Linked DNA regions of Homo sapiens: region 2 is linked to region 1. The links are chromatin loops, found by intact Hi-C in ENCODE. Cell type or tissue: heart right ventricle. All regions are shown on one strand. Links, peaks and the distances in the headings refer to the core of each region. The heading gives the core; the rest is flanking DNA. Region 1 holds the start of SCHIP1 (schwannomin interacting protein 1). Region 2 overlaps IQCJ-SCHIP1 (IQCJ-SCHIP1 readthrough).

Region 1 (12,923 bases), core at 1,405-9,404:
CTGTTACCTCAGGTGTGAAGTAACACCTGAGTGTTACTTCTGGCGTGAAGGCTGTGGGATGCTTAGGTTAACAGCACTGCTTAAGTGTCCCGGCATTTAGCAAGAGTGTCTGGATATTCAACAGCTAGCCAGATGACCCACCAAACCTTTCCAAATATACTTCTAAAAGTCAGTCTTACCCTTGCTGTTGAACGCGGCGTATTCACCAACATTCAAACTGCTTCATTATCCTCAAGCTTTATTGCCCTTTTCAGATTTACAACCTCCAGGCTTTAAATACATCAAGAAAACTCTGGTGACTAATTAGGGAGAAAGTCTTGTTACAAAGTCACACTTGGTTGGGGGAAAACTCAGCCCTGAAAGAGGATTTCTGGGACCCCTTCTAATACAATTTTGAGATATTTAAAACTATAGAGAATATGGGCCGGGTGTGGTGGCTCATGCCTGTAATCCCAGCACTTTGGGAGGCTGAAGTGGGCAGAACACCTGAGGTCAGGAGGTCGAGACCATCCTGACCAACATGGTGAAACCCTGTCTCTACTAAAAATACAAAAATTAGCTGAGCATGATGGTGTGCGCCTGTAATCCCAGCTACCTGGGAGGCTGAGGCAGGAGAATTGCTTGAACCCGGGAGGCAGAGCCTGCAAGTGAGCCGAGATTGTGCCACTGCACTCCAGCCTGGGTGACAGAGCAAGACTCCGTCTCAAAAACAACAACAACAACAACAAAAACAAAAAACAAACTATAGCGAATGTAAGCTTTGTGCTACTTAATAATTTAATAACCTAGATTTTCCAGGTCAGGGACAGGTTACAGTATTAAGCTCAGCTGTTATAAATTTAGGTCTCATGAATTCTAATGTTTTAGTACCCAAACATTATCTTTCATCCTTCCTTTCAGACCCCCAAATAGCACAAATTCTTTGTCTATTTGTTCCAAATTTTGGTTCTGAGAATATATTAACCATATATAAAAAGAGAAGACTTCTTAGTATTTACTTAGAAGTAGATACATTCCTCTTCTTTCAAACCAGAGCCTGAGAGAGTATTTCATTTTCCAAAGTTTTACAAATTATATAATATATAAACATATATGACAGTATGCATAAATCTATTTTTATATAAAATAGTATCTTTATACCACAAACATCCTCTCCCTTTTATGTCTCTAAATATTGGCTGATAATATAGATTCCTTTTCCCAAATTATCCTTTTAACATCATGGTTTGAGGGTAATTTTTCTTGATAGGTTTAAAAATAAACATGTTGTTCTGGTTTGGGGATTTAAAATTTTTTCAAAAGGACTGCTAATATTAAACATTGCGTGAGTTCAGAACGATATGCAAAATTGACAGTTAATTGATCACTGATTCATTCATCCATAGTAACATAATAAATCTTCCTTAGCAGTCTCTACACTTAATGACCTATGAGTATAGATGTGAAAATCTAGACATCAAGTATGTCACCTTTGATAAAGATAGTTGAGAAATAACTTGTTTTCTGTGTAGTTTACCTTAAGTCCACTCTTGGCATTTGTCCTCATATAAATTCTGTTTTTATTCTATGGCTTGGTGAGATAAATTGTTAGATCTCTAATTTAGACACAGAGTGCACCTACATAATAAATCCAGTTTTATTATTACAAATAAACATTCCAAAGCACAGAAAGACAAACATTGCATGTTCTCACCTATTTATGGAATCTAAAAATTCAAAACAATTGAACTAATGGGCAGAGAGAATAGAAGGATGGTTCCTAGAGCCTTGGAAAGGGAGTGGGAGCCTGGAGGGGGGCAACTGAGAATAGTTAACGTAATGGGTACACACAAAAAAAGAATGAATGAATAGGCATACTATTTGATAGCAGAACAGGGTGACTATAGTCAGTAATAACTTAATTGTACATTTTAAAATAACTATAAGAGTATAATTGAATTGTTTGTAACACAAGGATAAATGCTTGGATGGATACCCCATTCTCCGTGATTACTTAACGGATAATAATGTGATTATTTTACATTGCATACCTGTATCAAAACATCTCATGTACCCCATAAATATATGCACCTACTATATCTGCAAAAAAAAAAAACAAAAAACCAACATAACCAACATTCCACTCATTGAATGGGTATAAAAGACGCTTTAGGGTCGGAGGAGAAATTAGATGTAGTGAAACTGGAGAGTGATGTATCATTGTATTACATTTCTTCTGGAAAGCTCATTAGCCTAAGGGTCTTTTGTAAATGAGACATCTTTCGGGGTGGGGGATAATTATTCACATCCCTGGATTAGGTCTACATTCATTCACTCGTTCAACAACTATCTGAATGTCTACTGTGTGCCAGGCCTTTGCCAAGCACTGGGGATACAATGATCACCAAAAGAAAACAACCTATGCCCTTGCAGAATTTACAAATTCCTCAGTCATGGTTGTCAATTCTTGTAACAGAGCTGTTGATAACATAGGCAATGATAACTATTAATTGATTAATTGTATAGAAGGTTTAGGTGCTACTATTAAGAAAAATCTTACTGCTGAAACATCTTCTAGAGCAGAATTTCTCTGAATGTGGTACCTGAAATATTACTTTTACAGGACGTTGGTAAATGTTAACTGGAAGAGAGGTAAAATGAGTCAATTTATTTACTTTACGACTTCTTCGAGCCTTTTTAAGTTTCTACACATTTTGATTCTGCAGGAAGGCTGTATTTTTTTCACACTTTCTATGCTTCTTTGAGCATGAAACCTGAAATGAGTCACATCTTACTGGGCTTAATGGATCCATGGAACACACTTTGAGAAACATTATCTTAGAGTTACTAGTTGTTAAAGGAAAATTCCAAGAACTCGAATTTTCCTCTAAGTGGCTCAATAATGCAATTAATGAGTTGAACAATGCATTTAGCAAAACTTCCAATGAAAGTTTTATATACATGTCCTTTTTATAGGCCTCTATCTATAGAGCTGTATTATGCAAATGAAAATTTTATTAAGTTCACAGATAAAACTTGTTGCATTAACTGGCTCGTAGGGTTTACATAAAAAACAAATCTAATCAACAAAACAATAGTACTGGAAGATGGAGTTTTAGAAAGTCAATAAATAACTCATTTTCCTTTCTTGATTTAGAAACTTATTTTCAGAAATAAGAGATTTAGGCAGAGGGAGATCAAAATCTCAACTTTATTTCCGGTCAAAGCTGGATTGGAGGGTGTAACTCTGACTGTGGCAACATTTGACATCTTACTATTGAACTTTGAAATGAGAGAAACTTACCAGTCTCACCCACAGGGCAAGCCAGTGTGAATCCTGTGCAGGGAGCTGGATCCCACACAGAGACAGAGGAAGGGTGATCCTGAGCTGTAGATGCCCAGTTCCTTTGCCTAATCCTCCAATCAGTGTAGCTCTTTCCACCTTTGTAGAGAGGAGAAAAGGATGGAAATCAGAGGCTAGGAGTCTTTAGGAAAATGCTTTCTTATGGAAGCCTGAGAAAATAAGAAGGGGGTGCCCAACACTGGATACTTCAGGAAGCAAAAATTGGGCTTTTTAAAAAAAATCATTTTAAGAATCACAAATACTTTTTAGTCAGTTTGATTTTTATATGATTTTTTATATAGTAATATATTAATTAGAGTTTTCCAAATAATAATTACTTTTGGAACTTTTTATAAAAATGCATATTCCAGAACCACAACAGATCTATCATGTCAGAATATCTGAGAAGCAGCCTGGGACTTTTATTTTTATTTTTATTTTTTTGAGACAGAGTCTCACTCTGTTGCCCAGGCTGGAGTGCAGTGGTGCGATCTCAGCTCACTGCAATCTCTGCCTCCTGGGTTCAAGTGATTCTTCTGCCTCGGCCTTCTGAGAAGCTGGGATTACAGGTGCCCACTACACGCCTGGCTAATTTTTGTATTTTTAGTGGAGATGGGGTTTCACCATCTTGGCCAGGCTGGTCTTGAACTCCTGACCTCTTGATCCACCCGCCTTGGCCTCCCAAAGTGCTGGGATTACAGGGACTTTTAAATTTTTAAAAATTCCCCAGATAATCTTCATCATTGTTAAAGTGTAGAAAATACTAAACTGTAGAAATTGACCAAAAATATCTGCTTTATTTAGGAAACTGAAGTGGATCAGAACATTTAGATGATCAATTTTTTTTCTCAATTTTTTTTTGGATATTTTAGCCTTTGGAATAAAATATTCCAAATTTTATTTGGATATTTTTCTCAATTTTTATTTGGATATTTAGCATAAATTTATTTGGATAAAAATTTATCCAAATAAATTTTTATTTGGATATTTTATTTGGATATTTTAGCATTCTCAATTTTTATTTGGATATTTTAGATACGCGGTGAGAAGCTGGTGAGGCAATATTTTCCTGATGAGATGCCAGAACAATCACCATTGCTTTAATAGAATTTGTTCAGTGGCACTGGTTGTGTGGAAAATTGTTTTCTCCTCAGATTTATGGTTTTTTCTCAAAAATATGACAGAATACTGTGCTCTTAAAGGAAAGCTGCTTTTGTTTGATCCATTTGGCCTTAAGGGAGGGAATACATTTAATAAGCACTAATTAGATTAGTTTCAAGTTATTCTTCACTTGGGCTATAAGAATTGTTTAGTTGGCATGAAAGGGGATTAGATAATTTATTAACTGGCATAAATGACAATTATGGCTGAAAATCATAAATTATGGCATATGACTAAATAGAAAGAGAAAAATATGTTGCAAAGAATGATCATGGACATTGCTCATTTAAACATTCTTTAAAAGAATATGTGTACTATGAATTACCAGTTAGGTGTGCAGATTAGTAATAATATAGCTAATTTTCTATTTTTACTTTATTCAGAACTGAAAAACATCTAAAAATAGTGAGTTAAAGAACGTTTTTCTTTAACCAACACTTGAAAATATACTCCAATCGTTTCAGAGATAGTAAGATGTTTTTATGTTTATATAACTTTTTAATTTTGTTACATAAACTGTTGTTAGAAGTTGAAGATGGTTTCCTTAATTTTTATTTTGCAATCTTTATGGATTGAATTAAAAAATAATTTTTGGACATGCTAAATATTCTGAGAGGTGTTTAGAAGTAGATTCTATATCCTTAGAGAGCCTCTAGTTCCCACAGCAGCTTCTCCAGGGAAAAGCCCTTCTTCACTATATTCACCACAAATTAATGGCAGTTATTCATTTTTTAAAGCAGTACCAGAAGCTGATCTTAGCTTAAAGGGGAGGCTTCATCTCACATATGAGCAGCAAATTGATTTTCTCTTCATGGCACTGTATCGATAGGGTTAAGTATTTTGATAGAAGACCATGCTATTTAATATAAGTAGATTTTCAAGAAAATCACTATGCTAAATACTTCACTAGAAGGACTTTATCTATATACAGCAGCAACTGTGACCTGCTTTAGAGATGACATCATTGGGTGTCATGTGGCTCTTTATACGTTTCAGCCTCAGAAAGAGATAATCTGTGAAAGCCACAGAGCCTGATTTCTGCTGTGATAATCTTCAGCAGACCGAGGCTGGGGCGAGAATGAGGCAGACCTGTTTACATGGTGTGTGCAGTGCCTTGTGGAATTCTTAACTCTATTTTATTGTATTATTTTTAATCGAAAAGTAGATCAGATGATAGCATGAAGTGAATCGGCTGCTTTGGACTAATGGGATCTTCTTTTCTGCATTAAGATCAAGAACTTTTCTGGAATCCTCTGTTCTCCGAGTAGCCTTGTCTTCTCTGTGTGTTTTATCAATTTGAAGAACACTGGCAAAAATCAGCAAACTTCATCTCCCAAAAAGCTCTCGCTCTTTTTTGCCAATACTTGAAGATTTCTGCTCCAAAATCTACTTTGAGCTGCTTGAGCATGGTGGTTGATAACCGAAGGGCAAAAGCATCACTTATTTAGTGTGTGTTATAGAAATTTTTTAGACAACCTTACTAGCTAACCCAGGTGACCCTTTACGGATTTCTTTCAAAGCCAATTTGAATAAACAACTCTTCCCTCTCAAATGGGCAAGAGTAACTCTTCAGCACCATGGAGAGGTCCGGGCAGCGTGTTACAACGTGGGACTGTGACCAGGGCAAGCACTCTGACAGTGTAAGTTTTACAAATGTCTACCATCTATTTTAGGTGTATCATATTTTTACAAATGAAGAGAGAAAACTTCAAAGTCGAACTAAGTAACTTTAAATTTAAGCTGATGGCCTTCATTACATTTTTAAATTCAGAATTAAGCATTTAAGGTATATTGGAATGTTCATTTGAAAAAAATACTTTCTCATTGCATAGTTAGTATGTGGATATTTGGTGCTTTGAATTTTGAGAATCTAAGTTTGAGTGTTCTTTTTTGTAGTGCACCAAAACTAATTGCATTGCAGTGGACTTTGGAAATAGCATTTTAATATACACATGTAAATAGTTCCAAATGTACAATCTGTTGCCCTTTGTATGCACAAGACTCTCTTTGGAAAGTAGTTCCTGATTTGTACAGTTTGGGAAGATCAGTGTTAAACTTTTTCAATTTAGATTATACTTTCAGTTACCAAAAGAACAAATGTCTAGGTATTCTAATGTCAATACATGGGAGATATTTGATGACTTAAAAAATCTCAAATTTATTGGTATGAAATGTATAGAGTGGCAGCTTATTATAAGTAGAAATAACAGACAATTTTATAAAATTATATATGGGCTATTGAAATAGTACTTTTAGCATTATTGAAAATAATTAGTTTCAAAATGTTCAATTTAAATCTTCAAACCAGAAATAAAAAAAATGGTTTCTTCAAAAACATCTTTTAACTCCATCTTTTAGACTATCAAATTTGTAGTTCTATGATATTATTATATGACACAACCAACGAAGAAATAATACTTTGAATTACTACCCAGAATGACCCCAACAGATATTTTGATTAGCTATTCAAATTTTTTTCTAAGAGAACATATTGTCATTAAAAAGTAACTTTAACAAATCATGATTCTTTTCTCAGGCCAATTAAACTTAGTTTGGAACATTTATTTATGCAGAATCATTTATTTTAAAGCCTAATAAAATATATTTTTATATAATTGTATTATAAAATTTATTTCCTTTAGTAGTTTTCTTCATATTTAAAAACCAGTAGTAAATGCAATTTACTCAGCTTGACCTCCAATTCAAATATAATGGATTCTTTCTGTTATGGATAATTTCCAAGTGAATTACTGTTGCTTCTTAACTCTTCAGTAATTTGGCATTTGATTTTGGGATAAATGGTACTTACATTTTGACAGTGTATGAAGTGCATAATTTTAGAGGATGTAACAATTTTATATAAAGGAGACCTTAGTATACATTTTTGTCATCTTTGCTCAATAGATCCACTGATAATTTCCATAATTGATGTCAGTATTTAAAAGGCCTCAGTTTTTGAAAAGAATGAAAGGTAGATTTATGATTTCAGTTTTTTTAAGTTTCATTTCCCAAAATTTTATTATTCTGCTTTGGTTTAATAGGTAAGTAGGACTTTTCACACACCATTGCATGTACCTCTGTGATTTTAAACTTAAATTGTTCCCTTATGGCAAACTGTATCCATTTGCAGCCCCTGATGAACTTTGAACAAATCATTCTGGTTTATTAAATTGTACATTCTAATCCAGAAGAATCCAAGACTCATGTCATAAAACGCATCTGCTTGCTGTGAAATGGTGTCAGATTTTATTCTGATTCAGAAATTTATTTGATCTTTGTCTCTGTCTCTCTGAAGGATGTGACTCATTTGTGATATTGTCAGAAGTGTAACTTTTATATTTGCTGCTTTTTTTCCAAACATTTTAGTGATATATTTATAACTATTATCCAGCACACACATTTTTCTGTAGTTGAGATATTGTTGTCTATGTATTTATTTAAGCAGAAATTGTTGCTGTATGACAAACTACAAGCACATGTTTGCTTCTGTTTTGATAGCCTTTCAATCATTATTGAAACAGTCACCTGAACAGTAGAAAAATGTTCAGAGCTAAACTGTTAGATATTCACATTTCTTTTTCTTTCTTTCTTTTCTTTTTTAAATAACATTCTGGTGGTAGCAGATGTATGTGAACAATCTTAAATTTAGTTGAGTGACATTTTGCTTTTCTTGCCAATGTAAAAATATGCTCCCAGATCTCTTTACTGTGGTCCACCCACCCTTGCAAGGGATTTATAACCTTTGGCTACAAAGAATGTAGGGGCATATTTATTTATGAAAGCCACCCTAGTTAGGATGCTTTGCAGGGTGGCTGAATATAGAGGCAGCTAATTGGCGGGTGTGGTTTTTACTGCTGATTTTAACCCTTTTGGCACTAAGAAAGATTAGTTCATCTTGGAAATAGTTCTTACATCCAAGGTATTCAGTCTCATCTCTGTTGCATCAGTCTCCATCACATATTCCTGTAGAAGCAACTCCCCTAGCTACAGTCCCAACAGGAGAAGTTCCAGTAGGGAAGAGCCTGAAACTGAAATGTGTTGCAAGAAGGTCCTAAATGGTAGCTTCTTAGAGGGACATAGGGATCCTTGGGGTTATTTCAGTGAGCAGGATGCTGATTGATTCCAAATGGGTTCTAGGCTTGTTTAGTATGTCTCTAACACTACAAGGGGCACAGTGGACATTAGAGGCTCAAGAGAGGTACCCTAGCATCCCAGAGAATCACTATAGATTGATGATTCATCATAAAACTTTCTATCAAGTGATTTTTGTCCTCAGTTACTACATTTTACTGTTATTCCTTTCTCTGTCCCAATTTTATTTGCAAGGTACATTCCTACTTTGTATTACATGATGGACCTAACTAGGTATGACCTGACTGATTTGAGATTTACATTAAATATTACTAGAAATGATGGAGTAATCTTACCTTTTCCAGAGAATAGAAAAGAGCTTAGGGACTTTTCATGCAAGATATACACATTGCTGAAAGTCCAGGAATATTATCCAAATAGAAATGTCTGGATATGATGCTTTTCTCACTTTGACTAATTTTTCAAATTCCAGTCCCTCTAAATGGATTTTACTCTCCCCCATAAGTAAACTTAAGTTGCAGCATGTAAAGAACAAGTACACATCCAGGCAGCCAGTCCTAGGGACGAAGTCAGCCCACTTCCATCTTGCCTAATTTGTCCTGTAATTCTGACTCTCATCTTGGATTTTTCACACCATCTCATCTACACTTTTGGAGTTGACTCACTACATCACACAGTGCCTGATTCCATTAATAAGACCCATCTTGATGCAATACACATTTTGAATCCAACATTCTGGATTGACCTCAGTAGCATGCTTCTCTGGAATGCTGTTTTAGTGCTCGATCTCTGACTCCTGTGCACCACAATGGCAGGAAAAAAAAACCCCACTTCTCCACCGGTTTCATTTTGTGTGCTTTGAAACTGATGGAACTGTACTGTGTAGAATACAATGTTGGTATAGAAAGCATGTACATTGATTACCCATGATATAGTAAATATCTATTTTTAAAAGCAGTCAAAGACAGACTCAGCCTAATGATGTGACAGTAGATATAAAAGAATATAAAGCTTCAGTGCCTTAGTGCAATTCATACAAATTTGCTTATGTTTCATTTTTGTTAAGATTCCTGGAAATATAAATACAAGCATTGTATCTGGACTTTAGTATGGCTTGGAAGAATTTTTTCTGATGTCTTGGTGGAGAAGATAAAGACCTGTGAATGGAATAATAATTTGGAGCTAGAAACCAATTTACTGACCCCTGGGCAAGGGAATTTCTATCAGAATATGTGACTAGTAAGGGACCTCAACACTGAGCAATCAGTGGAAGATTTATGGAGAAATTAAAAAATAATATTTACAGGCTGGTGCAGTGGCTCACGACTGTAACCCCAGCACTTTGGGAGGCTGAGGTGGGTGGATCACCTGAGGTCAGGAGTTCGAGACCAGCCTGGGCAAAGTGATGAAACCCTGTCTACTAAAAATACAAAAATTAGTGGGGCATGGTGGCAGGTGCCTGTAATCCCAGCTACAGACTGAAGCAGGCGAATCACTTGAACCCACTGGGTGGAGGTTGCAATGAGTCGAGATCATACCATTGCACTCCAGCCTGGACAACGAGCAAAACTCCGTCTCAAAAGAAAAAAAAAAAAGGATGGAGCTATTTTTCAACGGTATAGGAATAAAGCATTGAGCTTCTCATCACCAGAAAGATGAGTCACACTGGATGACCCACATAAAAGATGCTATAGAAGGGGACTCCCTAATGGTGTGTGTGCATGTGTAGCAGAAGGGCTATGTGATCTCTAAGGTCTTTTCCAACTTAGACATGGATAAGGGTCATCAGTGCAGTGTCATCTCATTTAAAAAAGAAAGCAATAATTTCTTCATTCAACAAATATGTACTGGGTACATACTCTTGTGATTACAAGAACTGAGATGATTAATCCTCCCTGAGCTCCTTGAGAAACCACCCACTTGAAAAGGAGTAAGGGGAAAACTGGGAAATAAAACCCCAGGTAGGTTTTATTTTAAACCTCAGGAGTTGGGAAAAACCCAGGAGGGAGAGTAAGATGCATCACTTGGATCTATTTGAGAAGGGAAAACTAGGTTAAAGGAGAAAAAAGCAGAACTGGAGTTATAATTTATCTTTTCATTATCTCTAGCATAGAGATACTACAATGCATAAAAAAGAAATGAAAAATTTAGAATTCATTGATCACTAATCAATTCTATGATTCTATTTAGGACTGTCAAATCTCTAATGAGCTTTTTTGCTCTTTCGCCTGTATCCTTTCAATCTGTATAGCTATAGCTGCATCATATACCTTTAAAGATTCTGTTCCAATTGTCATCTATTCTTTTATAAATTGGGAGAAATCCTGAAGCTGTAGACCATCAATTCAAGGGGTCAATATCAAGTCAGCATAGATACTGGCCCTGCTCTGAATTTGAATCTTTGCTTGATTAATTTATCATACATGGTGAATCTAGGCTATGCTGTAACGAAGGGATCCCCAAAAGTATAATAGCTCACAAACAGCAGTTTTTTTCCTGTTTAGGCATCAGTACTGAAAGGGGAAGCAATACAGTGGGGTGACCCTTCTTCATATAGTCATTCAGAGAACCCAGGATGGTGGGAGCTATGCCATCTTCAACACATGGCTCTCAAGACCACCTTACAGTTGTCTCCCTTCTAGCAAAATAGAAAGGAAAAAGGGCACATGTGGGAGGTTCTAGTGGGCCCATTCTGAAAGAGGCACACATCACTCAACTCACATTCTTTTGACTGAACCCAGTCACATGCTGATATGGTTTGGCTGTGTCCCCACCCAAATCTCACCTTGAATTGTAGCTCCCATAATCCCCATGTGTCATGAGAGGACCCAATGGAGGGTAATTGAATCATGGGAGCAGGTTTTTCCTGTGCTGTTCTCATGATAGTGAGCAAGTCTCATGAGATCTGATGGTTTTATAAAGGGCAGTTCCCCTGCACACACGCTCTTGCCTGCTGCCATGTAAGGTGTGCCTTTGCTCCTCCTTCACCTTCTGCCATGATTGTGAGGCCTCCCCAGCCATGTGAAACTGTGAGTTCATGAAACCTCTTTTTCTTTATAAATTACCCAGTCTCGGATATTTCTTCATAGCAGTATGAAAATGGACTAATACACATGCCATACCTAACTGCAAGGGAGGCTGAGAAATATCCTACAGGTTACATAGAAATAAGAAAATAAAATAGATTTTAGAGCACTTAGTACTTTCTGCCATACCTGGACTTCTGTTCTACTGTGGGAAGACTTCTTCCTCCAAACCCACAGTTCCTGTTGCTGTAAACCTGGTATAGCCTGCTAGATCTGCTTGATGTTAATTTTACTGCAGCCTTGACCATTGCTAATTTCAGTCTTCAGGTTGCAAACTATAGAACTTGACCCTAGGTAATTTAAGCTGAAAAATAATTTATTAGAAACACAACAGATAACTCACTAAATTGACAGGAAGGCTAGAGAATCAGGCTCAGAAAAAGGGAACTAAAGGAAGTTGGTTGGCCAGAAACCCATGGAAAGGCACACACAAGAGGCAACATTATTGGAATGCTGTTGGCCTCAGTACATTGGATGCAATGGTTACACAGTTCAAAAATACCCCTCACTTTTCTGAGACACTTCTTCCAGATCCAAAGTCCTGAACTGGGCCATGCCATTGACTGGTTTAGATCATGCATTCAGGCCTGATTGCTAGAATTCAGGGAAGGGAATTTCTTCTATAATGGGGGGTAGAGTCCTGGTGCTTACTGTAATATGCATAGCAGTGTATTCTGTAATTATGAGAGGGTCTCAGATAAACTAAAAAAGAAAAGCCAAACTCCAGTGTCCCTGATGTTGTAAAATGCCCCTGATGTCACATTAGATCTTCTGATGACCATGGTGATTCTTGTTGACTCCAGTTGGCCACATGCCTAGACTATGCTTTATTGCTATGCCTAGACTATGCCTTGTTGCCCCTCCTGGAATGTGTGTTTCCACCACTTTCACTGGTTTATTATACTAGCCTGCCTAGTAATCTCTATGAATCTTTCTCTGGCCCTTTTTGATGCTAGCTGAGCTTTTCAGGTCCTTTCCTAGAACACTTGGCCTTGTTTGGAGAATTTAATCTAGACCTGGGACCTATGTGATAAGTTGCAGGGCCATCGCTCAGACATTTGACTCATCTCCTGGAGGGTTTTCTCATCTGTAAAATGAATAAGTCGGCTCAATTCCCGTTAGTCTCAAAGGGACACGAAAGCTTAACAAGATCGTGCTTCGAGATATTTGGAACACAGGGTGGCATTATCACATTATTATTTTCACAAGCTGTTAACCTGAAGGGGGAAAATAAAGAGTGGAAATTTAATGCCAGAGAGGTT
Region 2 (12,190 bases), core at 1-8,000, 330 kb after region 1:
ACCCCCCCATACACTATTATCAGTCTTTTCTGCTCTCTATGGAAGCAGCAACACAGCACCACACAGAAGGGGAGAGAAGCCCTGCTTTAGCATGAAGTCTCAGCACAGAGACCATACTGCCAGTTAGGTTGTAGTTGTTACTCACCACCTCAGACAGGTAGCCCTCCGGCCCACCCACCCTAGCCTTTGTTGGCAGTAGGATCAGGTATGCAGAGGGGGAGGAGGGGTCATATTCTCTATATGAGAGCTTAAGCACAGAGGCTGCTCTGCCAGTGGCAAAGGATGTCACTCTTCATTTGCAAAGCTGGAGCACCAGAGTTTGTGCTGCTGCTGAGGATGGAGTCATTTCCCACAGCCCCAGACAGGGAGTTCTTGGGCTCTGGAAAGCAAACACTTTGGTTTTCTTTTTCCCAGGAGATGCCTTTTGGTGCATTGCACTGTCCTTTTCCCACAGTGTAGTACTCCCTGTGGACTAGAGTACTGGGGACTTTGCAGCACCTTTGGCTCTAGCCAGTGGTATGCTGCTGCAGACCTCCAAGTGGTCACTGGGTAATGTCAGCAAAAGCTCCTGGGATGGGGAGATACAAGGGCTATTGTTCCGAGAGCAGAATGCTATTCCTGTTGGCTGTGCTCCAAAAGTGTACTCTGCCATACCCGTTTAGGTCTCATAGGGGAGGGTGAGTAACCCAGAACAAGTTCCTTGTCTGGTTCAATAACCTCATAGGGTTTCCAAATTGCCACCCATCTGGTATCAGGGATTCATGTGGATAGAGGAGCTCTCCCATGGTTCACATCGCAGCAGTCTATGGTAGAAATATGGACTGCTGAAGCCCTCTCACTTAATCTTTTCTTTCCCCTCAATACCACGTTCCTCTAGGCTCCTGGCTGATCTTGGCTGAGCTGGCCACTTGTTTCGTTCTCATCTGTACATCAGGTGTTTCCCACGAGTTTTTTGTTGGACTCTAGTGTTCTCTCCTAGATGTTCTATTTGAGGTGTGATAGTCTGTAATTTTGGCTCTTCTTTCTGGAGACAGCAGGTGCCTGATGTCTCTAGTCAGCCATCTTGAACCAGAATCCAGATCTTATTTAAAATTTAAAAGAAAACATCAGGCCGGGCCAGGCATGGTGGCTCATACTTGTAATCCCAGCACTTTGGGAGGCCAAGGCAAGTGGATCACGAGGTCAGGAGTTCGAGACCAGCCTGGCCAACATAGTAAAACCCCGTCTCTACTAAAAATACAAAAAATAGCTGGGTGTGGTGGCAGGCACCTGTAATCCCAGCTACTCGGGAGGCTGAGGCAGGAGAATTGCTTGATCCTGGGAGGCAGAGGTTACAGTGAGCCAAGATTGCACCACTGCACTCTAGCCTGGGCGACAGAGCTAGAATCCATCTCAAAAAAAAAAAAGAAAGAAACAAACAAACAAAACATCAGCCCAAGGTTTGGATTTTCTGAAAATACAGGAATAAACAAGCCAAAATTATTTTCCTATACTCTCACTCAACAATCAACACAGAAGACTTCTGTGACCAAATGTGTGGGGTATTTTTCCCCACACCAAGCAAGCAACACTTCCACAGATACCACCTGGGTGTTCCCCGATTCAACTCTGACACTCTCCACCTGGAGATAGCATGATATCTCACAGAATGAGGGCTCAATGCCATAAGATTGTCCCCCACTTTCAATGCCAATTATAAGCCCCAGGGATTTTTTTACCTGTGCTTCTGACTGACTGGCTGTAAATCAGAGTCCTTACAAAATGCTATCCTTGGGTTCAGTTTATTTGCTGGAGTAGCTCACAGAATTCAAAGAAACACTTACACTTATCCATTTATTATAAAGGGTATTACAAAAAAACACAAGTACAGATTTAAAAAATGCATAGGATGAGTTACGGGGGAAACGACACAGAGCTTCCTTCCATGCCTTCCCTAGGTATGCCACCCTCCAGGAACTTCCATGTATTTGGCTATCAGAAGCTCACTGAACCCTGTCCTTTTGAAGGATTTATGGAAGCTTCATTACATAGACATGATTGATTAAATCACTGGCTATTGGTGATCAGCTTAACCTTCAAACTCTCTTCCCTACCTGGAGGTTGGTGGCGGGGTGAGGCTGAAAGTCCCAACTCTCTAATCCTGCCTTGTTGTTTCCAGTGACAAGCCTCCATCCTGAAGCTATCTAGGGGCTGCCAGCCATCAGTGAACTCATTAACATACAAAATGACACATAACTTTGAATGTTTTAAGGATTTTAGAGTGCTATGCCAGGAAACTGGGGAGGAAGACTAAATATATATTTTGCAGTATCAATGATTAGGAAAAGTATCCTGTTTTAAGGAATTTCCTGATTATTGAATTATTTCTAACCCTATCCAATACCTATAGTCTTAAGTCTTAATCCATTTTCTGTTGCTGTAACTGAATACCTAGGATTGGGTAATTTATAAAGAAAAGAAATTTATTTTTTACCATTCTTAAGACTGGGAAGTTCAACATCTAGGGGCTGTATCTGGTGAGAGGCTTATAGCTGGTGAGTACCTGCAGAGTCCTGAGGGAGCACAGGACATCACATGGTAAGGGGCTCACAAGGATGGCTAAACTGTCTTTTATAACAGACCCACTCTTGCCATCACTAACCCACTCCCTTGATAACCCATTAAGCCATGAATCGATGAATGAGCCCTCATAACCGAATCACCTCCTAAAGGTCTTTTCAACACTGCTGCATTGGAGATCAACTTTTCAATACATGAACTTTTGGGGGACACATTCAAGCTATAGCACCCCATGATCTAGTACAGGGTTGAAGGAGAAAAATTCACCCAAAATGTAAATGTAACTGTGACTCATTTTTTGGCAATTTTCCAGAGGCATTTGAGTGAAACGTAAGAATAAACCAACATCCATCTTTGTCTTTTCTGTGCTGTGTGCCTATCCCCAATTTCCTAATGAAGTCATAAGCAGCCTGAGAATTCCAGGCACATTCTTTGATGACGATTATTGTATCTTCCCTTGAGTAAGTCTGCAGACCCAAGAGAATCATTTAGATGAATTTGGCTCACGTCTCCCTCTCCTTGCTGTCTCCTCATGCCAAGAACTTGGTCACAAGTGGGCAAAGCATGATACGGGTGACCACAGTGAGATCGCTCACTTAACTGGCATTGCTGAGTGGCTTCTCTGTGCCAGGCACTGTGCCAGGGGCTGGAAATACTGAGATAAGTGAAGGCAGATGACAGTGGCCTGCCCCAGCTCATTCACAGCTTACTAGGGAAGTTATTCAAGTAAACCAGCAATTGAGGGTCACTGTGACCTTTCCACTATGAACTAAAAACAGGCAAATAAATCAGATCTACATTTGAAGTTGTTTCAATATCTAAACACAATTTAAAGGTAAAAATTTCAGACTTTGTCAGCACATTTTGCCTATGTTATTGACAGTTCATGTGTTTCTCATAAGAATATTTGGCATGACATGTATCTGACAGGTAATCAGAGTTTTTACATTTAAAATGTTTCATGAAGTCACTTGAACATAGTACAGACACAGCCCAAGAAACTAATTTCTCATAGATGATCAGCCATAACCTCACGCCACTAAAATGACCAAATTGTGAAACAAGCAGCAGCTACTAATTGACCCAGGAAATTTTCAATGACATTTGCTAACAGAGCTACTGACTTAATTTGAAATATTACTTTTCTTCTACCAGAGAAAAATAATCAAGGGACGTGAGATGAACAAAACATGCACCTACAGGGCTGATCCAAAATGACAAGTAGGAAAGCCCAAGCTAGAAGAGTTGAAATTTAGATGAGGCTGAAACCTGTAGTTCATAATCAGAGACAAGATTTAAAAGGGCGAAGCATTAGAAGGAGGGTGGGCTAGGAAATAATAAATGTAGGGCTTCAGGGAGCATATCTTTTTGACAAGAATGTTAATCATATATGTTACTAATCTGCCAAATTAAATTTCACAGTGCCACATGCACAGACAGGCATTATAATACTGGCAAAAATGAATTAAAATCCCAGTAATTAATTTATGGGTTTGAACTGGTTTTGAACTCCTGAGTGAACTCAGTGCTGGGAAATAATTGAGGCTTAGATCGTGGACTTTTAGAATTGGAAAGAAATGTAGAGATCTTCCTGACCAATCCTATCACCTTCTACGATAGGAAACTGAGTATCTGAGGGGTTAAGGGACTTAGGCAAGGTCACCCAGATAGTTAATGGCAGTGGCAGTTCTAAAAAACAGTCTGCTCTTGAGGACACACATAAAATTTTGACATGTCAGTATATGAAATGCCAGCTGACCTAAAAATGCAATCAAATGGGAAGAAAAAAACAGCTACGTTAAAGTTTGAGATAGTACAGATAATCAAACTGATGAATCAAAGTTAAGGCTTATTTAAATAATTAATTAGAATCCTTTAATTGAGGATAACAATTCTTGTCAACTCTGATCATATAAAGAAATTACCTCAAGTGAGTGGGTAGCTACAGGATCTCAGCGGGGACAACCTAGAGCAGTCTACCTCCTAAGGTATTGGAGACTCACTCTCCTGGAAAAACAATAAGAGTAATTCCACCCCACGTCCCTACCACAGGCTTGTGAGAAACTCAGATACAGGAACTACCTCACAGGACTCTGCGGCAGAAATCTTAAATCTACACTACAGCTGCCTCACATAGCAGAAAGCACTCGAACTGTGACATCTAGGGCAGAGTGTTCTTACATGAATCTCCCCAGGTAGTTCTGTTCATAAAATACTGCAGAATTGGCAGTCTCTGCAAATGTCTTTCTGGGGGAATTGATTCATAAGCATAGAGTCCAGTGGTCCCTCAACGTTCAGATTTTACGGACTAGTACATTTTCAAATAAATTCACAGCACTCACTGGTAGCTTTTTACTTTGCCAAGCAAGAACATTTTTTAAGTATACATTTATATCATAAAAGAAGGATCATTTTCACCTCAAAAAAGTGGGAAGGAGATGTATAATAAAAAAAAATACAGTACCAATTCAACTTAATGAAAATCTATATTGCCCTTCTTTTTAAAGTTTCATTTCATACTGGACCAGTGAAACCTTTGTCAGGGTTATCTCCAACCAGCCCACAGACAGCATTTGGAAATCATGATCTTACTGCATCAGAAAATATCTACCACCACAAACATTTATTCAGAATATCTACTAATAGCTTTAAGAAACAGATTCCAACCAAGATAGTTTGAGAAATTTTAGTGAAGGGGCTACTTAAGAGGTATGGGCAGAGTTCAAGGAATAAGAAGGATGGCAGGACACCCATGGTAAACATGGGCCAGAAGCTGTTACCACCCAGGCCTGAGGGACTCGAGGAGGAAGCAGGCTAGCCAGGAGAGTTGAAACGACCAGATAAACAATATAATCATGCGATAATACAGTTATCTGCAGAAAACACTACCCAGGGTAGGGAAGGAACAGAAAAGGTGTATCTTGACTTCTCCTGTCCTCCAGATTCCTGCTAGACCTTCCATTGGCTGAATCCAACTGGAAGCCAGGGGATGAGAGCCCAGATAATGTGACCCACAAGTGCTTAACCTCCTGGGCCTAAAGCAAAGTGAAGAAGGATGGATCTGGTGACAGGAGGAAGGAGTGGAAAGGAGAAGACTCACACAAAACAAATAATTTCAGAATTATAGTAGATGGTCATTCTACTTTTGAACACTTCAGTTCTTAGAAACTTAAAACCCTTTTCACGGGCTAAACTGCAAAAGAACAGTCTTGAGAATGTTTTCATACGCCCACCCTTCTTATACTACCATTTTCTTTCTAGTGCCATTTTCCTATTGAAGAGTTCAGTGCTGATATATGAATTAAATTCTATATACACATACACTTTGCTCTCTAAAACTTTCTTGTCCTGAATAAGTTTGGGATTTACTACCATTAGTCATTCAGTTCCAATAATTGTTTACACACCTTATCTTCTTGATTTTTTTCTTAAATCATATATAACAATCTGGCAGAATTTTTTTTTGCTTAAAACTGCACCTAATTTTAGCTACTTCTGTTGAGGAAGGAGGTAGGTAGCATATTTATATCAGTAGAAAGCTAAATTCCAAAATTATAACAGAGATCGATAAGGGAGGGATAAAGAAGACATTCAACTGTTTAAGCCTCTGTCAGTTGTTCTTGCTGGTAAAATGAGGGGGCCCTTTCTTTCTCTAAGAACATTAATGAGGCTCTGGGTATCCAAGGGAGAACCAGGGCCACAGAGAATGGCTGCAAAACCTAGCAGCACAAAAATATGAAAGAAACTGAGTTTTCAGAGGTTGTCAAGAGTCAGAAAACAGGAGGAAAGAGGTAGGAAACCTAAGCGTAGGAGGACTGAGCAACATGAGGTGCAGCCGGAGCTTGAAGAGAACAGGAGCCCCCTGTGAGGTAGCTGGGACAGAGGGTTGTGAAGAATGAGGGATATCTGATGTCAAGTGGTTTTGTGTTCCATAATGTAATGCTTTCTCCATAGACTCAAACTTCAGTCAAGTTTGACATACATATAAATGTCTTATATGGATGGTCTGAGGGAAGGAAAAAAAGCTGAGTGCCACTTGTGGCTTAGCATGAAGCACGGGAAGTCGGCAGTGTGGGAGGAGAGCCCCTAGCACAATTGAGATTCCAGAGGCAGTGGACCCTGGGAGCTGTGAGGGACCAAGAGAACATGAGCCACAGGAATTCACAGGACTATTGGGGAAGCCATTGGGCTGCCCTCAGAAAGTCAGATGTGGGCTCAAGGCAAAGTTATTTAAAGCTCAGCAAGACAATGTGATCGTTATGGACATCTGAGTTAAACACTAAATTCCAGAAAGCCATGATGATGTATCTGCTATTGGTCAAGGAGACCTCAGTGATTCAACTTGCTAACTTTATGGAATTAAAGTAAAATCTCAATTCACAGATTGAGAGGTTCATGCTATCTCCAATACTGATACTCCACATTTTATAAGCATATCGCTTAATATGTATATTCTCAGAAATTAGTCTCAAAATATATACATGAAAATTGTCATGAGTAAAAAGAAAAAGTGACATATTGCATTCTTTACTAGGCCACAAACTATTACAATTTTTGGACTAGGACAGTTACTGTTTTGCTGCACACAACACTGTCCGTCTGTTCCCTTTTACTCTTTCAGCCAGTAATGTGTCAGACTGTGGCCGAGTTTTAGAGTCTTACTAACTTACCAGAGATTTTTCAAAATGCTGTAAAATAAATCCAACCTCAGTCAGCCAGTTAAGTACTTCAATATTTGCAATGGCACATAAAATTCTTTTTAGAGCACTGGGATATAATGGAAGTAGCTCTACAAAGAAAGTTTGGAGACCTCAGCAAGAGTCTAACTCTGCTTTTAGGACCTGAATGACCATGGATAAGTTTCTTGCCTTTCTGGGCCTCAGTTTCCCCATCTTAAAAAGAACAGAATAAGTACTTGGTTGTTTAAGGATCTGTGAGAAAAAGATAGCTGGTGTCCTAAACAAGCCGATTAATTACTCCAATAAAGTCTCCTTGTTTCTTCTGCTTCCAGGCACTCTCTCAGTTTACAAGTAGTCAGCCATCACTTTCGTAGCAGTTAAAGTGGAATCACTGGCTTGATTTTTCTACTTTTATTTAAACTCCATCCATTCATCATACCTAGATAAATATAAACCAAGCAAATACTAATTTCTAGGGATTCAAAATAAGAATAAAATATAACCTCTACTCTTGAGGAGCTTCCAACCTAGAGAGAAGATGCATCCATAAACAAAGTTCTCCAAGTTATATCAAAATTTCAAGAGAAGACAAGTGCAGTGGCTAAATTTTCCAGTGGAGGGAGGGCATCAAGAAAGGTTCCACAAAGGAAGAGCTATTCTAGTCGATCCTTTAGCAATGAGGAGGAACCAACTAGGTGGGTAGGGGGGAAGCACACGTGTGCAAAGGAACTGGAGTGAGCAAGCAGGTTGTATATTTGAATAGTGAGTAGTCCAGTGTTCATAGGCCATGAGGTACGTAGAAGGGAAGAAAAGTGAAATAAAGTTAGAAAAATGCTCTATTATGTCACTTTATGTCTCAGCTAATGGCAAAGGCTATTAGTTGTTTGTAAATATCCAGGATCCTTTTCTTTAATGAAGTAACTCCTGTGTTTTAGCTGAGTGTGTGGCCGCTTAGCTGAAGTATTTCTCGTTGGCCTTCCTGGCAGCTTGATGTGGCCTCGTGACTAAGGTTCAACCAAAAAGATTGTAAGTGATAAGTGCCACTTTCAGAATGTGCCCCCTAAAGAGCCTGATATGAGTTCCTCCAGCCCTGTCCCTTCCCACTAGGTGGGAGATGGAACCAACAGAAGCAGCCGCTTAAAACCTGGAGATAGCAGAGTTGCCCTACGAGCCCTGGACGACTCGCCTCTGAGTGTTATGTGAGAGATAAACATCTGTCCTATTTAAGCAACTGTATTTTAGGTATTTTTTTTTTACAGCACTGATATGATTACATTCTGGAATTTAGAATTTATTTGCTAAGCGATGGAAAACCACAGCAAGCAGAGAGGGAAATGACCTAATCAGACATGCATTATGGAAAGCAAGAATTGATGGGAAACGATGAAATGGAAAGACAGGAGTGGAAGGACCTATGCTACGAGGGGCTGCCTGCCCTATGCCACATACTATACTAAGCATTATTTTGCTAAGCATTGTCTCATTTAATCCTCATAACTTGTAAAGATGATATTATTACCATTTTACAGATGAGGAATCCCATGCTCAGACAGATTTGATAGAAATGCTCAGGGTCTCACAGCTGGTTGAGTGGCAAAGTTGGAATTCAAATCTAAGTTTGTCTGTCTCTAAAGCTAGTGTTCTCTCCTCTGCACCCAACTTCCCCCTAGATGAGAGATGACATGGGATGGAGGTGGAGTCAGTGGTAAATAGCAGCAAACGATATAAAATACATTTCAGAGGTGGAACTGATAGGAACCGTTGACTGACAGCCCTGGAAAATGAGGAGTTACCTACCTATTCACTTATTCATTTTCCAGGCATGAATCCGAGATTTTGTGGGGGGTGATGTTCTGTCACTGACCTATTTGGTTTTTTTCCAAGTCGGATTCAATATTGTATTTGTCTTGTTCTTTTCAAAGCTCAGTTTGTTTTCTCACTTTGAATGCCAAATGTGGTTCAAAGACCCTTGCAGTGGAAGTCTCCAAAGACTTCCTACCTCCCTCTGTTTTCATTAGGGTATCTCTCTTTCCTTTGCCACATCAAACACCTACCCTTTGGAGTTTGAAACAAAATCTATTGACAATATTCTTGTAAAGCTGGAAAACTGGTTATATTGCTCCCTGCTATCATTAGCGTGAAATCGTCTTTTGCTTGGACCAGAGGTCTGGTATAGAATGGTATTAAAAAATCTCTATTGCTCTTCAGAGCTTGCATGGAAGATGGTTTAATTGTGCTGTAACATGGAGATATAAAATTCTGGTCATTTTTCAGTGAAGAGCTCAATGAAACATCCAGAGGAAGAGTTTGAAAATCAAATTAACCTTCCATGACAGGTGTATTTGTGTTTCGAAACTCAACCTCCATACGTGATAATATCTTATTTTTATCTAGCAGTTCACAGATTTAAAAATAATTCCATATTTATTATGACATTTTACCCTCTTAATAACTCTAAGAAGCAGGCAAAATAAGAATATTATCTCCAGATACAGAAGAAGAAATAGGTTCAAGCAGTTAGGCGACTTGGCCATGGACTCTGTGGTATAAAGCCAATACAGGCAGGGCAGAAATATAATTCAGAAGCAAAATGCTTCTTCCTATTACAAACTCTGTGTAGATAATTTCATGAACTTCTAGAAAATTAACTCAACTCCTTTAGCACAGTCAAGTCCGGGGAGCCAGGCTTATGATTCCAGTTCTTATGAATGTCAGAGATGAGATAGTTGAGAAGTTGTAGGACACACTCATGGTGCAGCTGATTAAAAATACGAGCTCTTGCAATACTATGCAGCCATAAAAAAGAATGAAGTCATGTCCTTTGTAGGGACATGGATGGAGCTGGAAACCATCATTCTCAGCAAACTAACACAGGAACAGAAAACCAAACACTGCATGTTCTCACTCATAAGTGGGAGTTGAACAGTGAGAACACATGGACACAGAGAGGGCAACATCATACACCAGGGCGTGTTGGGGGGTGGGGGGGAAGGGGAGGGAGAACATTAGGACAAATACCTAATGTATGCAGGGCTTAAAACCTAGATGACGGGTTGATGGGTGCAGGAACCCACCATGGCACATATATACCCATGTAACAAACCTGTATGTTCTGCACATGTATCCCAGAACTTAACAAAAAAAGAGCTCTGCCATTATTTTCCCAAAATAGCATAGGTAAACCCACTCTAATTTTTTACATATGAGTAAATTGACCCCAAGAGTGAACTGCAGTGAACTGAAGAAGATGCCCATCAAATACACCAGAAGACCCTCTGCTTCTGACCCCACCTGTATTGCTGGGTTTCAGTGTCATTCACTCCACTCCTCTCCTCGGTGTCTTTCTCCTTGACCCCCTGTGTATTTCTCAATCTCCCTCTCTCTTATAAAATTCCATATAATTTTTCTCATAAGTGGAAATTATAATTTATAAAATTCATTATTAATTATTCCAGGTAAGAATGATTAATATTGCTGTTAAAATCAAAACTTTACAGGCATTAAAACTGTACCCAATAAAACTTATTAACTAAAAATTAGTGAAAATATAAAATATTCTTGAGAAAATTTAGTTAGGAAAAAACTGACTCAAAAAAACTGTACTTTGCAGAAATAATGGCCATAAGAGAAAAACTCATGATGACCAAAGCTATAATCATTTTTTAAGATATCAATGACAAAAATGAATACTGATATAAAATTTAAACGAAAAGAATTGATCCTGGTGAAAATAATTTTAGTAAAATAAAAATGGTAAGGGAAAAATATTAAAAACCATTAAATGCACTCTATAGAAAATTAATCAGGAAATTAAACTGGCCTAGAGGTTTTCACTCCAGAAAATACTTTGTTGAACCAAATAATTCAATGTTGGCATAATTCTGACTGAAATATTTATATTAAGAATTGTTCGGACATGCGCGGTGGCTCACTCCTGTAATCTCAGCATTTTGCGAGGCCAAGGAGGGCAGATTACCTGAGGTCAGGAGTTCAAGACCAGCATGGCCAACATGGCGAAACTCCGTCTCTACTAAAAGTAGAAAAATTAGCCAGGTGTGGTGGCGGGCACCTGTAATCCCAGCTACTCAGGAGGCTGAGGCAGGAGAATTGCTTGAACCGGGGAGGCGGAGGTTGCAGTGAGCCGAGATCACGCCATTGCACTCCAGCCTGGGTGACAAGAGCGAGACTGTGTCTCGACACTAAAAATCCTTTACCAAAGACTTCAGATATCTGAAAGTCTAAAAATTATTTCCTTAGCCAGGAAAATCTCTTCCTTGGACTGGAGTTTTCATCTCTTTCAGATGAAGATGTTGAGATAGATTATTTTTCCCTTATTTAATCAGATGATTAGCCAGATGTAGTTTATTGTGTTTCTATAATTATATGATGAGGTAGATAAGTATTAAATTCTTTAACAATTTTTAAAACTAACTTCCAAGTCATTGTAAATGGAAAGAGATCATGAAAGTCAGTCAGAAATAAACACAGGCAACATGTCATTTTTGGTCACATAATATGAAGACTTAGACAATTACTCATATAAATGACAGAGTTAAAGCAATGAAAACACTTTGTCACTCTGATAAATAACAAAAAAATTGATTTACTGTATAAACCAAGACAAAAATCTTCATTTTTCATTTTTGAAATTCTGCAAGATAGAATATGAGAGACACCCTTGAATCTATATGAATAATTGAGTCTGAGGTTTAAGTCCTCAAAATCTGATTTTTTTATGTCTTATGTTACTGGCCAGACAGAATATTTCAATATTGAAGTAGACACTTCATTCAGAGCAATCATAAGATAATAAAGCACATTATGGCAATATAAAAACAATCAACCAATGTAAAATTGAGTCAAGTAAATAATCAATAGGTTTATGAATTTATTTTGTCAAAATTTGTTTTCTCTAATTTTGTTATGTATATCTGATCTCACTTAAAACTTCA

The links. A loop is a pair of places that touch in the nucleus more often than their neighbours do. Peaks named below come from ENCODE experiments on the same cell type or tissue, not always from the same donor. Only the 100,000 strongest peaks of a DNase experiment are listed, where the experiment ranks them.
Region 2: it touches region 1 in a loop (2.6-fold over the local background); 9 of 110 quality-filtered maps call a loop at or near these places.

Annotation. Positions count from the first base shown.
Region 1 is chr3:159,267,761-159,280,683 of GRCh38, forward strand. All of the region lies in intron 4 of IQCJ-SCHIP1 (IQCJ-SCHIP1 readthrough), which reads left to right. SCHIP1 (schwannomin interacting protein 1) reads left to right here and starts at 5,484. Exons shown (of 8, transcript NM_014575.4): 1 at 5,484-6,123. The coding sequence starts at 6,061. RefSeq lists a silencer at 5,967-6,167. In heart right ventricle, for the core only: no CTCF peak of the experiment used is centred there; a DNase peak (open chromatin) is centred at 6,063.
Region 2 is chr3:159,601,315-159,613,504 of GRCh38, forward strand. All of the region lies in intron 4 of IQCJ-SCHIP1 (IQCJ-SCHIP1 readthrough), which reads left to right. All of the region lies in intron 1 of SCHIP1 (schwannomin interacting protein 1), which reads left to right. Among named protein-coding and RNA genes, the nearest start is that of IQCJ-SCHIP1-AS1, 160 kb to the right of the region's middle. In heart right ventricle, for the core only: no CTCF peak of the experiment used is centred there; a DNase peak (open chromatin) is centred at 3,197; H3K27ac peaks cover 1,694 bases.